Regions from separate parts of the Mus musculus genome. Here region 2 is linked to region 1. The links are chromatin contacts, found by Hi-C in ENCODE. All regions are on one chromosome and are shown on one strand. The core of a region is the stretch at or near the end of the contact, and the rest is flanking DNA. Distances in the headings are between cores, read along the strand shown.

Region 1 (7,454 bases), core at 3,465-5,964:
TATCTATCCAACAGTGACATCTTTTGGTTCTTCTGCCACACTGCAGCATTTGCCAGGGAGCTTCTACTACTACAGTGACGTTCCTGCTGCTTATGAAACAAATGTCCGTAGCAGAGGCTCAATAATACTGGCATTTGTAATTGGTCCCTAGGTAGATTCCATGATGTTGAGGATGTCTGTTTAGTAGGTTGAAGCGCCTCATCAGTTGCTCTAATCACATACCCTTTACCTCATCTTCAGGAGTTCCCTGCTTGTATCCAGGCCAGCCCTGTCCATTTTCCCAATGGAAGCCCTCGTGTGTGTAGAAACTCAGCCCCTGCTTCCATGAGTCCAGATGGTACCAGGGTAATCCCTAGACGCAGGTAAGTCGTATTTTGAATTACCTTACAATTTGCCAGCCCTGCAAGATGATCTGGAATGGTTCTCTCATTCTTTATGGTACAATTTGTCAAATTCTCTATTTCTTAATGAAATAATTAAGCCAAGAGGCAGCTGCAGACATCTGCCCCTGGTAAAAACAGTGACAGCATGAGAAATAAATAAACTCAAACATTCTATTATATCACAGCAAACAGGAGAAAACAAAATGAGATGTGTCTTTTTCCCCCTTCGGTTTTATGCCATGCCAGCATGTGATAAAATACAGTTCCAAGGCTGAGTTAACAACTAACTGGGTTTTGTTGTTGTTGTTGTTGTTTCTCTCCTGAAACAGCCCATTAAGTTACCCAGCTGTCAACCGGTATTCCTCGTCCTCGCTGTCCTCACAGGCCTCTGCTGAAGTAAGCAATATTACAGGGCAATCAGAAAGCTCTGATGAAGTCTTTAACATGCAGGTACTTCATTAGCTTTTTGTCTGCTTATGTCTATTTCCGTTTCTGTCTGCATCATGAGAGTGTCTGTCCATCCCGCTGGGCTCATGAACAGACCTTCGAGCAAGAACTTGACCTAAGGACCAACCTTTTAAGATCTCTCAGTATCGATTTGTTGGCCTTTGGAATCCACAAAGATGTGTCTCTCCAAAATGCCCATCGCTTTAAGAACATATAAGTAACCAATTACAAAGACCAGGCAGGCTGCCCCGGCTTAGCTTTCAGATTGATCTTGGTAGTTCTTTGCTTTCTGGGTCCTGGGTTCTTGGATCAAATTGACATACTCTAGCTGCCTCCTACTGTTCTCTAGTAACTCTTTATGAGTTCCCTTGTGGCTTGAAGCCCCAGTATAAAATTTGCATAGTTATATAAGAAAATTTTCTGTAATAAAAAAATGGAAGAAAATGCATAGTTTTGTAGGTATTTTAGAACTCATGGGAGTCTTCAAGCATTTTATTTTGTGGTAGTAAAATAAGCCTAGTACTGTCTTTGGAAACAGCCACAATGTGACTCCCAGTGTATGCTTTGAACAGAGTTTTGAAGCCAAGGAGAAGGCAGATTGTGTGCCTTTTAGAAACACTCACCTGGGCCAGCTAGATGGCTTAGTGGGCAAAACACTTGTCACCAAGCATATACAGTAAAAGGAAAGAACTAACTCAAGTTCTCTGCAGGCTGTCTGTCCTCTGACCTCCCCTTGCATGCCATGCACACATGCAATCACACACATGCTGTGGCACATATATGCTCCCCGTCAATCAATAAATGAAAATTAGAAATACTTCCCTATGTATGTCCCCAAGACTAGAAGTATTTCTCTTTATACTACAGGGAGGGAAGGCTACTGACGGGGTTGGGGACTAGAGCTGAAACTACTACATGTGTGTTCCTTCCTTCAGCAATAGTGGAACTCTCAGGCCTGATTAAGCCAGGCCACCTTCATGGTTGGTCTGAATCCCTAAGACTTTGCTCTGTTTCTAAGTGGCCTTTGGGGTTTCCGTTTTTCTTTTTGCTAATTTGAAAACGAAATGAATGTTGGTGTCTTGCTTCAAATGTCGTGAATGAAAGCTCCTAGCCATGTATGACAGTAGTGCCCTGTGTTTCCAGCCCAGTCCGTCTACCTCAAGCCTGAGTTCCACTCACTCTGCTTCACCTAATGTGACCAGTTCTGCTCCGTCGAGTGCCAGAGGTTAGTGCCGAGTTGGGGATGTCCTGTCTGGCGCCCTGAGATGTTTCCAGGCCCTGGGAACTGTGGCTTCAGTGGCCCATATTGTAGGCAGCTGCCACACCACTCTGGCTTTCACTAAGGCCCCACAGGCTAGCTCACTGATAATGTCTGTTTCTCTTCCCAGCTTCGCCTTTGTTGTCTGACAAACACAAACATTCCAGAGAAAACTCTTGCCTGTCCCCAAGAGATAGACCGTGCAGTGCCATTTACCCAACACCCGTGGAGCCTTCTCAGGTACTCTCCTGTGGGGGAATCAGAGGCTAGAGAATGGGAGAGTGTGGGATTGTGTGTGAATCTCTTTGGACTCATACAGTGCCTGCCAAAAGCAACCAGTGACAAGGCCAGTTGGAAGAAGACTCTTGTCAGTCCACCTCTGGTCTCTGCCCATTGTTTGGAGCACCATCTGACTCATCCTTCTAGAGCGGTGGTTCTTCTTAATCCTGTGACCCTTGAGTATAGTCCCTCATGCTGTGGTGACCCCCGACCATAAAATTACTGTGTTGCTATTTCCTAACTGTAATTTTGCTACTGTTATAAATCCTTCATAACTGTCATTTTGTAAATTTTATGAATCATAATGTAAATATCTGATATGCATGATATCTGATGGTACCCACAGGTTGAGTAGGATATCTGATGTGACCCACAATAGGGCCAGGATCCATAGATTAAAGAACCACTGTTCTAGAGGGATATCTGGGTCACAGCCCTGACAGTGAAACTGAGAGGGACTGCCTGGCCCTTGATCTCAACCTGGTTCATGGCTGCTACAACAACATTCCAAGGAAAAGCCAGTGAATAAACCATCTGTGTGTGTGTTTGCATGTGTATGAGTAGAAGTCTGGGGAGGGAAGAACAACTGAATTTAGGGGAAGACTCCTGCTTCTGCCCAGACCTTCCTGTTTGTCCATAGCTATTGGGAAGAGCTGCAGCTGACTCCTTTCCCCAAGAATGTAGGTGCAATCTGTTTGCCTTTGCCATTGATCTTCCATGGATTACCAGGAAAGGGGCTGTGTCCTGGAGATGTCATACGAGCTAGGGAATGTGGTTCCGCCGGTCACTCAAACCTCGCTTTCAAAAACCTGAGTGAGCATGGGCCACAGGCCCAGTCCAGGGGCAACGTATGTGCATTGGAGGGTGGGTACGAAGTTGAAGATTCGTGTTGTATCCCTGAGTTTTTTTCACAGTTTATTTGGGACTAATTTTAAGAGCAGAGAAAACTCCTTGTTTCTGCTCCAGCTAATTTCTCTGTTTTTCTACACCATCCTGGCAGAAGTCTGTAGCTGCATCTGGAATTGGATGAGAGCGAGTGGGATTTGGCTTGATTGGTTTATCTTTGCTGATTGTGTGATCTTCCCGAAAGGCCCAGGATACCTCCTCTGCGCAGCACTGATGTCTTGCAGAAATGATTTCTGAGTGCGTTTGCCTGAACCAGCTAACCAATTTTATTTCCCGTTGTCACTGGCATTGCAAGGGGATTTCAGTTTGTTTCATCTGCTCTAAGAGATCATGTGCCAGCATGGGAAACTCTGAAAGGCTTCCTTGATTAGTCCTGAGTTATCTGTCTTGGGTAAAATTTGAATCAGTATATATGTTACCAAAATTATAATAATGTATAATGCTGTAGGTTTCCACTTTTTCTTTTCATGAGTTAGGTAGAGCTATGTAATATTGGTAATTTTGTAGGTTAAAATTATAGAATATTCATTAGCTCATTTTTGTCTATTATAGTATTTGAACTATAAGTTTGTCTATATAGTAGGTTTTTAAATTAATATTTCTCCTTTCATTCTTATTCATGTCATACTGCCAGTCTAGCAGTATACACTTGTAAAGAACATCATACCTAGCGAATTCTTACTATTAATTTTCCCTATGTTTATTATGAGTAATTATTTACCATTTATATTTAATGTAAAACACCATTTCTTATTATGTTTCTTTCAGAAAACCTAAGACTCTGTTTCCCCTTTTCTCCTTAAATAGAGTTTAATTATTTGTTCCTAGGCTCATTATACCATATAGAAAATGTTTTGAGCAAAGAGTTTCATAAGGAGATAACCATCTCATTTTCTAAAAGGCATCCTACCTCAGCATATTATATCATAAAAATGGACTCTTCTCCCTTTCCAGAGGATGCTGTTTAATCATATTGGAGATGGGGCCTTGCCTCGAAGTGACCCCAACCTTTCTGCACCTGAGAAAGGTGGGTACCAGTCATCCACCCCTTGTAGGTCCTAGAATGTGTCAGGGTTTGTTGTGTCCTCATTTCCCCCAGTCTTCTGTGTGCCGTGTGGCAGGTAGAGCTCTAGACTGTTAATGATCAGGGTGAGTGTGATCTTTAGGCAATTAGTGAAAGGCAGTTTATCATGATCCATTCTCCATAAACTCCTAAGCTCTGAGCAAATTAGAAGCTCCTTTGTGTAATGGCTTTCTGTTGTTCAGCGAGCCCAGGCCAAGCCTGCTCTCCCTGAAGCAAAGTTGCCAATTAAGCCACTAGTTCACACAATGAAAGTAGCTACTCCTCAGATTGATTCCACAGACCCCATCCATTGTCTCCTTCACAAAGCTCATATTCAGCCAGCTCAACTGTTGTTGGTGGTCACTCACACAGGCTCTTGTACCATTAAATGCCATGCAAGCATTGCGATCAGACGCATAATGGAGTGGGGCCCGCCTCAAGGTCAAGCACACACAAATAAGATGCACACACCAAATGCATGCATAGAGCTAAGAAGCCAATTAGCAACACACAGACCAGGAAGAGCAGATTAAATGTCGCTTCCTCCACTGTGGGTGCAGGGACTTGCAAAGTCACCCGTTTGCCTCTCAGGGTCAGGCCTCAAAAATAGCAGTCTCGCAGGCTAATGAATCAAGACTCACTAATGAAATGTCCCAGTAAAGTGCACTTTAATTGCCCCCATTAAGAACTAGGCTGTATTACCATTTTGGTACACTGATAGATTAACATTAAAACTTCCCAAAGGGAGATGAAAATTAGTGAGGGCCTAGCCAAAATTATTTTAAAGCATGGAATTAGCTTTAATGTTGTAAGTCAAGCATTGATCTTCACCAGGAGAAACTAGGGATGTGCTGTTATTTTTACCAACTTTACTAAAGAAAACTACCCAGCAAATATAAAAGAAATAGAGAAAAAAAAATAATGTTTAAAATATTTCCACCCCATTAAATCAAAGCAGTAACTTGGAGGAATAAAACGTGGCAATTCTCACTGCGTCCGTCAGATGGCAGTATCTGCACGGGAAGCAAGCGGGAACGCTGGTTTTACTATTAGAAACTTCATTGTGGAGTGTTTCATAACCTTGTGTGTCCTGCCCTGCTTCCTAGCAGAGCTGTCTATATTCCTACACCGTGATGCCTGGAGCAGATGGATTGCAAAGTAACAATGACGTTATCAGCAGTCCAAGTGGTTTTCTCAGGACTTACTTAGTGTAATCTGTCCATTTGGAACTCATCCTTTCCTGACAGGACTGGTCAGTGTGGCACCCTCAACCCTGTCCTTGGTACTTCTGCCACACAGTTGAAATAAGAGAGTGCCCTTTGCCTCATCACCTCCTTTAGATGGCCATTTGTTCAGACATTTCTACAAATAGGCTGATGACTATATTTTCCATCTATTTCTCAGCATCTAAACACATTTGGAATTCTCAGCAGGTTGCTACTCCCTGGCATAGAGATTTGCAGTTCTGTTTGACAGCTTGAGGGAAATAAAGAGACCTGCTGTTACTCAATTAAATGTCAGCTCTGTTAGGTAACCAATTAGAGAGAGGTTTAATATTGGGGAAGTGTCCTGCTTGGTTACTGCTTAAGGTTTTGTGGTCTTTTTGACTACGTTCTGGATAATTCTGCCAGACTCCTAAGATCTCAAGCATTTGAAAGGCAAAGCTGGCTCTTGTGTGTTTAGCTGTGTTATTCCCTTCCAGCTGTGAATCCCACCCCTAGCAGCTGGAGCCTGGACAGTGGGAAAGAAGCCAAGAACATGTCGGACAGTGGGAAACTTATCTCTCCCCCTGTCCCTCCAAGGCCCACACAGACTGGTGGGTATTTGAAGCATTTGAATAATCACTTTCATATAATAAGTATATTGAGCATTTCAGTTTGCTAGCAACATCATTTGCCTCTAGTTGGCTCCTCCTTTCCCTGTTCTTCTGCCATACAGTCAGACAACAGTCCCTTCTAATAAGCCCCTCGGAAGAATTTGAGCATGCCATCTTCTTCCTGGCTCCATGTTCAACCCTTGTTGCTTGATGGGCCACTGGCCTCTGCCCTTCGCTTGCACTGATCTCTGCTAACTCGGCCGCTTTCTATAATCTTCCCCGATGACATCAATGTTTCAGCTGACTCGAGAGCCAACCCTCAGTGGCTTTGAGGAGCCTCTGACACCTTGAGTTATCTGCTGCTCTCAGAGCTCTGTTTCCGGCAGTGGTGTTGCTCAAAGGGCTAAAGCGTGGACCTGCATCTCTTGTAACTGTGGCTCACGAAGCACATCCTAACGTACGTCTAGCCTCAGGTCTTCTGAGCCAGTAGATTATGTTCCTGAAATGAGGCTGGGGCCAGCATTTTACCAGGCCATTTGTGGGCTGCTTCTGCTCACTAACATCTGAGTGCTGAAAATGGTTGGGAAACTTCCAGCCTGGCCCTGGGTCCCCAGAGAATCACAGACAGAAGCAGAGCTGGCTTTCATGAGCTTCTGTTGGGAAAAGGCCAACTTTCCCTCTGAACATACACCACTTGCTTGGTGACTTGCATGCGGAGCAGTTTTAAGAGAAGCTTGAACTGACTGCCTTTTCCAGTAACCAGATCTTGTCAGCACTTTCCTACATCGCTGGAGCTTTCCAGGTATAGCCGGCCTAAGAACCAAAGAAAATGTGGTACCATTTCCTCAGCAGAGTGCCCTAGTCTGAGCACTCGGTGTCACTTGCTACATCGTAGCTTCTCATCCTTTGAATAGTTTCTGCAGGGTCAGAATGAGGGATGAATTTAATCCTCTTGATCGGTATTAGTATATCGGTCTGATTGTAGAAATGAGGGCCCATCAGCCAAATCATTTGTATTTCTTTGCTGATCCATGTACATTCAGACAGTCTCGTTATTTAAAGGCTTGGTTGTGCCCGTGAATATGGGAACTTGAAAGGTATTTTTAAGGGAAAATAAGATTGATAGTTCTTACAAAGGAATAAATATTATCAGTGCTAGCTGGGCGTCTGAGACAAAAAGAAGCTGGTGGGTCTATTTTAGGCTTATAGAAAGTACATTTCCAGAAAAATAGCTCGGAGAAAGAGCACTAGGTGCCAGGCCTGCACCATGTCTAAGACCAAGTCAAGTACACAGGAGGCCTT
Region 2 (7,454 bases), core at 2,372-4,871, 1.0 Mb after region 1:
TAATCTAGAAAACTATACACAGTGTACCCATAATTTTTAGCAGGCATTTAAAAATCATTTTTTTCCAGTTTTATCTTGTTTATGATTTAGCAATTACTGCCATCTACTGACAGCATACCCTAATTGAACAGTCCAACAATACTAAATATAAATACAAATGCTGAATATAAAAATTAAACATGATAAATATGGTTTTAAAAATCAATATTGATCACTTTTTGGCCCATACACGTCCGTTTTACTTTTCCTTGATGTGTGTTGAGAAGCATGATAATTCTTTCCTCCATCACTGCTATCTTCTTACATTAATTCTGGAAAGTTTGAAACTGCATTAACAATCGTGCTTGCTTCTCTGGTTAAATGTGTCTGTAGTTTTCCATTATGTTTAGTTTCCCATATAGTGCACACGATCAAAAATCTGTACTCATGATTAACATTAGCTACCTGAATTATTATAAACCTAATATTTTATGTAAGGAAATAAATATGGTTCCCTTTTATTCTGCTGAGTTTGTATAGTAGTTATTCTCTTCAAATATATAAAATATTATATACTATAATGTTATACTATATTTTTACTTATAATGCCTTTTAGACGACCATGAATGTGGTGTCTAGATCTACAGAATTTCTTCTTTTTTTCAGATAAAATCTTGAGGTTTAGTGTTAGAGCTCAAGCTGCAAACGGTGCTGTTTTCAGTAGCTCACTCTTTTGTCATTTTGGATAATACAAGAAACCCCAAAGACATTTAGTACTTGTTAATATTTTTAGTGATGTCTTGGTTGGCTAGGAGCTTAGAAGCAAAAGTAGAGTTTATTCTGAGCTTGATGGATTGATTCATGAGGCGTGCCTTTAAGAGTAATGATGGTACATTCAGGTACTAGAATTTTCTCCCTAAGTGAGTGAGTGAAACAAAGATGAAGCAGATGCCCCCAACCTCTCTTTGAGGTCCTAAGTGTCTTTCATTGATATATTCCTGTCTTCTACACTTGCCTTTGCTATTATTGTATCTATGAGCTGCTTTGTTAGTAGTCATTCCAAAATATATGTTTGTTGATCTGGAAAGTCTCCAGAAAAAATTTTAATGAAAATTTTGTCGAGATGAAATTAATTGTACCTTATACAAAAAATTCCACTACCATTTTACATGCTCAAATATGATGTCCTGATGTGTAAAATATTTTGTATAATTATAATACCTCATTTATGTATTTTTTGATGAACAAACCCAAATAGATAGTAATAACATTTGGGAGAAGGATTATATTATATTTACAATTGCAATTCACTTATCAGTTAACTATTACAACTATAATTGTATTACAGTCATGTATCTTTTGGTGTAATAAGACACTATGACCAAGGCAACTTAGAAAAAAGTTTATTTTGGGCTTTTGTTTTAGAGAGTTAGAGTCCCATGGTGGCAAAACAAAGGCATGGCAGCAGGGATAGCTGAGAATTTCAAGTAGAAGGAAGCAAGCACAAAGGGGATGGCCAGGGGTTTCAGAAATCTCAAAGTTCACCAGCAGTGACATACCCATACCTCCTCCTGCAAGGCTAAACCTCCGAATTGCTCCCAAACTTGTCCACCTACTGGAGACTAAGTATTCAAACATATGGGTCTATGGGGCCATTCTCATTCAAACCACCACAAGGATATTATATTCTTTTTTTCCCCTTAGATATTTTCTTTATTTACATTTCAAATGCTATCCCGAAAGTTCCCTGTACCGTCCCCCCGCCCTGCTCCCCTATTCACCCACTCTCACTTCTTGGCCCTGGCATTCCCCTGTCCTGGGGCATATAAAGTTTGCAAGACCAAGGGGCCTCTCTTCCCAATGTTCTTATACTGTCAATAATGAATGAAAAAAAATCTGAAAATGAGAAACCATCTTTAATCAACTGTTAATGTAAAGTAAGGGTATATGTGTTTACGTAACAGTGTAACACTTGTTCCCATGAAGAAGAGGGTGTAAATTACATGACCTCTTGATCTTCCATAAGTGGTTGCAGCTCATGTTGTAGGTGGGTTAGGGTGGGACCACAGCCTTCTCATGTGCAGAGAGATATGCTTGAAAAGTGATTTCAGTGTTTCCAGGGATGGATGCAGTTCGGTTGTCCTGCTTGAAAGTCCAATTTACATTTCATGATTGTTACTTTCCCTAAGTGGAAACATGGCTGCATTACTTCATTCAAGGCTCCTGTGACTCCAAAGCCCTGAGTAAAACCTCATTAATCTGCACCCCGCTTTTTCAGAAGATGTAATAACTTTGAAAAGTGCTAGGCTGAAGTTTACTTTTCTGCTATCTATAAAGAAAGGATTCCTAACCCATTAACCAAATTAATAGTGCAGACAAGATTGGAAGAACAAATGGCATTAAACTTCCTTCAGCACTTTAGAAGCACCCATATACCTAAAGGCTATCTAAACTTGAAAGACACTATATTTTCAAAGTTTTGTTGCAGCAAGATCTTTTTCTAGAAAAAAAAAAAGGATAAAAGTTTAAAATGGTATACTTCTCTAATTCACTCTCAATTTGTTTTTTTGTCCAGTTAATCCATGCAATTTGACAAGAAAAATATGAAATTTTAGGAGATTTTGTCTGTATTAACAATGATGGCCAGGAAAGTAGTAAGAGGACCGATGTCACATGGTCTTCAGAGGGAACTTTGGTGCCCAGCATCTATCTGTTTCAGCCTGTTATTAAAGATGGGAATACTTACTTCATTTTGTCTATAATGTACTATCCCTAAAATTTAGCCCATTGAATCATGTGTACATGTACTCTACTACCATACCTACCACAGGACTGTGTTTACGTATAAGCATATACATGGCTCTATTTCCATATAAATTGGAAAGCATGACACCAGAAAACAGACCTCTTTTCAGCTCTAGGGAATGAGGACTGCTTTTTTATCTTTTTTTTTTTTTTTTTTTTTTTTCGAGACAGGGTTTCTCTGTGCAGCCCTGGCTGTCCTGGAACTCACTCTGTAGACCAGGCTGGCCTCGAACTCAGAAATCCGCCTGCCTCTGCCTCCTGAGTGCTGGGATTAAAGGAGTGCGTCACCACACCCGGCTTTTTTATCTCTTTAGGGAACTAAAATGAAGGATTTGCTTTCTATCCTGAACTTCCATAACAATCCCATTAACATCTTAGGCTTGCTCTGTCACTCCACTCCACTCAGTTCTCCTTCCCTGTTCGCAGTAAGCTCTCATGAGGTTGCTGATTTCTTTCTCTCACGATGTTGTCCCAAGGAAGGAAAGAAAGCCTCCGTGGGTTTCAGCATTTTCCTCCTCCTCCTTCCTTGAGCTGTGATCACACACTGAAAGCTCCATCCTGTGCTGATGTTTGAGAATCTGTTACCATGGAGCTATTCCCCAGCTCAAAGGATGGTTTTATTACATACAGTGTTACAGGAAAGGAGGATGGTTAAAATTAAACTTAAAAACCCTTGATTAATAATAGAAAATGAGAAAAAAATGTTTTCAGAATCGAACATGGGGTTGAGTGCAATGTATTGTTATGGTTACCCTTGTTCTCCAAGGAGCTCCTTTTATTTTATGTTTTCTGTTTGTGGGGAGGGAATTGTAGCAAATATAAAAGACTGTGTTGTCTGCTAGCTACTGGGCATATGTCCAAAATACAAGTGGACGTTAACTCAATTCAGCAGATAAGATTTCCTTAGGGACTTTTGGAAGACTTTCCTAGTTCATTTCTATGGCCTGCATATGACCTGTGTGTGTCCTCTCAGACAAAGCTACTTAAAGAAAAATTAATAAGATTTGGTGTGTGCATATGGGGAGGTCAAGAAAGACTTAAAAAGAATGAACAGTAAACAGAATTTTGAGGTACCAGTGATTTTGGCAATGAAGATAGGCTTCTTGCGTCAAGGCAGGTCTAGAAGAAGCTGATGCTGAGGAAGCATAATAAACTCTTTGATGAAGGCCTGCATCACACACAAAATGTGCTACTCTTTAGCCAGTGGTGAGCCTGCTTTGAAGGCCAACTTCTTGATTTCTTACCTAGAGTGAGTGACCAGGGTGTGGAGTTTTTGAAGATGTGTGGTTTTAGAAAAATAACAATTTTTGAATTGAACCACATCTTAGCTACTTTGCATATTTTCGAACATTTTGAAGTACATTAATGATCTAGGAAAGCATGTTTACCAAAAAAAAAATCTATGTATAAAAACTCTAAAAAGTTATTTTTAATAACATTTAAGAGTAATAGAATTTAGAGATACATTAAGGGGTAAATATAATGAGCAGCAATTAAACATTTTAAATGTCTTAAAAAGCTGTTAAGTGATTTATGGGGATCCCTCACTTTTTGGGAGGTAAAGAACTACAACTACTAGGCAAGAATTCAGAGCCTTCTCTGCTTGTAGGACCTATGCCCAGATAGGAACACAGAAGGTACCTGGCATTAGGTGACAGCAGGGTCCCAGGCAGTTCTGTTGGCCATGCTTAGCTTTGGCTCTAACCGAACTATGGATATATGTTGCACATGCCTGACAATTGTCATAACAACAGGGTGTGGGAAGGAGAGAAATGAGGAAGTTGTGGCTTTTCTCGGTATGGCCCAGCAGTTAAGAATTTGGGATTCCAATTAACAGCTGGGTGTTTGTTTAAGCTCTTCATGCCTCAGGTTTCTCATCTGTGAAATTGGATCCATAATCATATTTACCTCGTCAGATAGCCCTAAGGATTAAATTAAAAAATATATGTAAATTAGGTTAGACATTTGTACACAGTAAGTTCCCAACTTTTAATAACCACCTGATATGTATGATGACTGCTGTAATATTTTATAATCTCCTCAGAGGTACTTAATTGATACATATCTGAGTTAGTCCTTTGGCTTTATAGACCCTTCTGGTAGACTACATTAAGGAATGCACATCACTAAGAATGCTTTTAGGTTTTCATTCTTGTTTCGTTATAGTCAGTCTTGGTGGAAATGTGCCTAATTGTACCCCAGTGTTCTCTAAAAGCTTCAGTCTACTGATTGTTGGGTGCTTATATGAGATGGTTTTTTTTTTTTTAATCTTTTCTTTATAACCATCTTCTCAAGGAGTCCTCATTTCTATTATGCAGCTTACTGTTTCTCTGGTAGAGCACTCATCCTCAACTCTCATAGAAGCTGCTTTACTTTCCTATGTAGACTTTTACAGTGTTAGATGGTTGCAGATGTCAAATACTTAAAATTTGATTGGACACAGGCCATACTAGCTCTCAGGCTCTCCTGCCCTGCATGTGGCAACAAATGGTCTTAGTTTGCCAGTTTTCCTGCAAATAACTTTCTGTGGTATTTGTTTGGTTCCTCCCCATCCAGTGGCCATATTAATGTATATTACAATACAGTTTGAATTTTAAGTGTGGCCTTCATAGCTTGTTGAGCCCTGTGTTCCTAGCAGGACTGCATGGTCCTGGTGATGGCCTATTATGATTAGCATATCTGCTGTTCTACACTTGCATGAAGTGGGCATTAGTCACAGCTGGGACAATAGTAGCTTCTGAACTGTTCCAGGTATTGAAGACATACAGGAAGTTTTCAAGCTCACTGCAGAACAAATAAAGACAGACAAAGCAGAAAGGAAAACAAACACTCCTTCTCTCGCTTTTACTGTGGCTTGGTGCTTTCTCAATATTTCATTTCTCCTTAGTAGCTGCTCTCCCAGGGAGCAGGACAACAGGACTCTTCCTTGATATGTAGAAAGCTGTAAGAAGGAGATGAGACACTCTCTTGGTCTTGTTGTTTGCATGGCATTCGTTATGTGAATGTTCACTTTTTTTTTTTTTAACCTACATGAGCAACTGATAATGGGAAAAGCCCTCAAAACCCCTCACAGTCCAAAACATTTCCATTTATTGCTGAATTGTTATGGTTTCTAATAGATACATGGAATCCAGATTATCATTATTTGGTGGTGGTGGTGGTGGGGGAACTTCCAATTTAACGTGTGAAGGGTGGTCCAACATTAGATGTAAGCAACTTCTCAGAGCAGATGTAGATAAAAATAAATAAATAAATAAATAAATAAATAAATGAACTAATGGAGAATGATTCTTTCTTGGGCCTGCTCATATGAAATTAAGACAGATTTCTCAAGGTGACACAAAGGCAAACGTGTTCTCAACCTACAGCTGACGCAGAGATAATAATTAGAAAAATCCAACTGTTTACTTTTTTATGACAAAGCACAGATGTCTCCACTTGATTTCATATTAAATGGAAGGTTTAACTGTCATTGCTAGAGAAAGGGAAGCACTTTTTCTTTTCTCTTGGAAAATGCTGAAGAAGACTGTCTGTTAAAAAGGTTAAGAGAAAATTCAAAGACCAGACCTCACAGCAGGGAAAAAGAATAGCAGGGCTAGGCCCAGTGAATCTGATTGTCAGAAACAACTCACCTCTGCCAGGAAGTACAATCCCCAAAATCCACTTAGTAGAAGCTCAACTCACTTATAGCCATTCTTATATTAGAGCCTCAAAGCTGTGATCTCATCGATGTCAAGATTCTCCTAGAGCTGAGGATTGGGCCAGAGCTTTTGGGTGCTTTCATGTTTCCTTTACAAGGAAATATGGAAGCCACCAATTATGTGTAATGTAGTATGTACAAGGACAGCTTTGTATCCTGTTTTATCTTAAAACTGCATGAAAAAAAAGTCATTTCATCGACCCAAGCAGTGCTTGAAATTATAAAGTAGTCAGAAATGCCAAGTGTAAGGAACACATGCTTTGTCCTCACACACACTTATAGTCTCAGTACCTAGTAACACACTCCTTTCCTGTATATCATGCCATTCTATTTGACAAGCCCCAACTTGGGAATTTATATTTAAATTTGGCAAACATTTAGCTCATATCTACTCTGTACATGTCACCGAGGAGGATAGATAAGGCGCTCACAATCTGCACAGGAGGCAGAAAAGCAAACATCATCACAAGGTAGTCTGCTCGGTGCTTTAGCTCAGGCATCAACAAGGAGAGGGAATTCCCAGAGGAACCCAGTGATATATCCAAGTGGCAGTGACATTTGAGCTATGTCTCTAAGGATGAGAACTATGCAGTCAACCTTTGCAAGTACAGTTCTCATGGAAACAATGGCAATTATGACACTAAACATATTATTTATATGAAAGTCTCCTCAGCAATGAAATTTAATTACACAGAATGTTTAGGCATAGTGCCTGGATATCTTTCCTCAGAGGGTTTACAAGGTTGGATGTGGCTTCGTCTCTGCATGTCCAATGCTAGGTAGACATTTGATGTACATGACCTTTTCATATGTTTCCCCTCTATGATGTTCTGCAGCAGTACATATCAAGGAGATGCAGTGCCCAGGACAGTTTATTTGGATCACTCACTTGTTTTCCAGGCACAGTGATGACCAGGAAATGGCCCATTTCATAATCACAAACAAACCCAAGTCTTAAAAGAGGTTGGGT

What was found. A loop is a pair of places that touch in the nucleus more often than their neighbours do.
Region 2: a map of T-helper 1 cell shows a loop between it and region 1 (3-fold over the local background). The contact joins two enhancer-like sites. A Hi-C loop is called at or near these places in 5 of 37 maps with a recorded cell type or tissue (T-helper 1 cell, gastrocnemius, left cerebral cortex and 1 more).

What each region holds. Positions count from the first base shown.
Region 1 is chr12:40,832,403-40,839,856 of GRCm38, forward strand. Dock4 (dedicator of cytokinesis 4) reads left to right here. Exons shown (of 53, transcript NM_172803.2): 46 at 241-362; 47 at 713-833; 48 at 1,974-2,055; 49 at 2,219-2,328; 50 at 4,228-4,300; 51 at 6,039-6,152. Among named protein-coding and RNA genes, the nearest start is that of Immp2l, 190 kb to the right of the region's middle. Within about 2 kb of position 4,715, at least 1 of the 3 ENCODE cell types and tissues checked has a DNase peak (open chromatin) inside an H3K27ac peak, as active enhancers do; it is left cerebral cortex, where a contact is called at or near this core.
Region 2 is chr12:41,874,138-41,881,591 of GRCm38, forward strand. The region is part of intron 6 of Immp2l (IMP2 inner mitochondrial membrane peptidase-like (S. cerevisiae)); the gene reads left to right. Among named protein-coding and RNA genes, the nearest start is that of Gm46348, 110 kb to the right of the region's middle. Within about 2 kb of position 3,622, at least 1 of the 3 ENCODE cell types and tissues checked has a DNase peak (open chromatin) inside an H3K27ac peak, as active enhancers do; it is left cerebral cortex, where a contact is called at or near this core.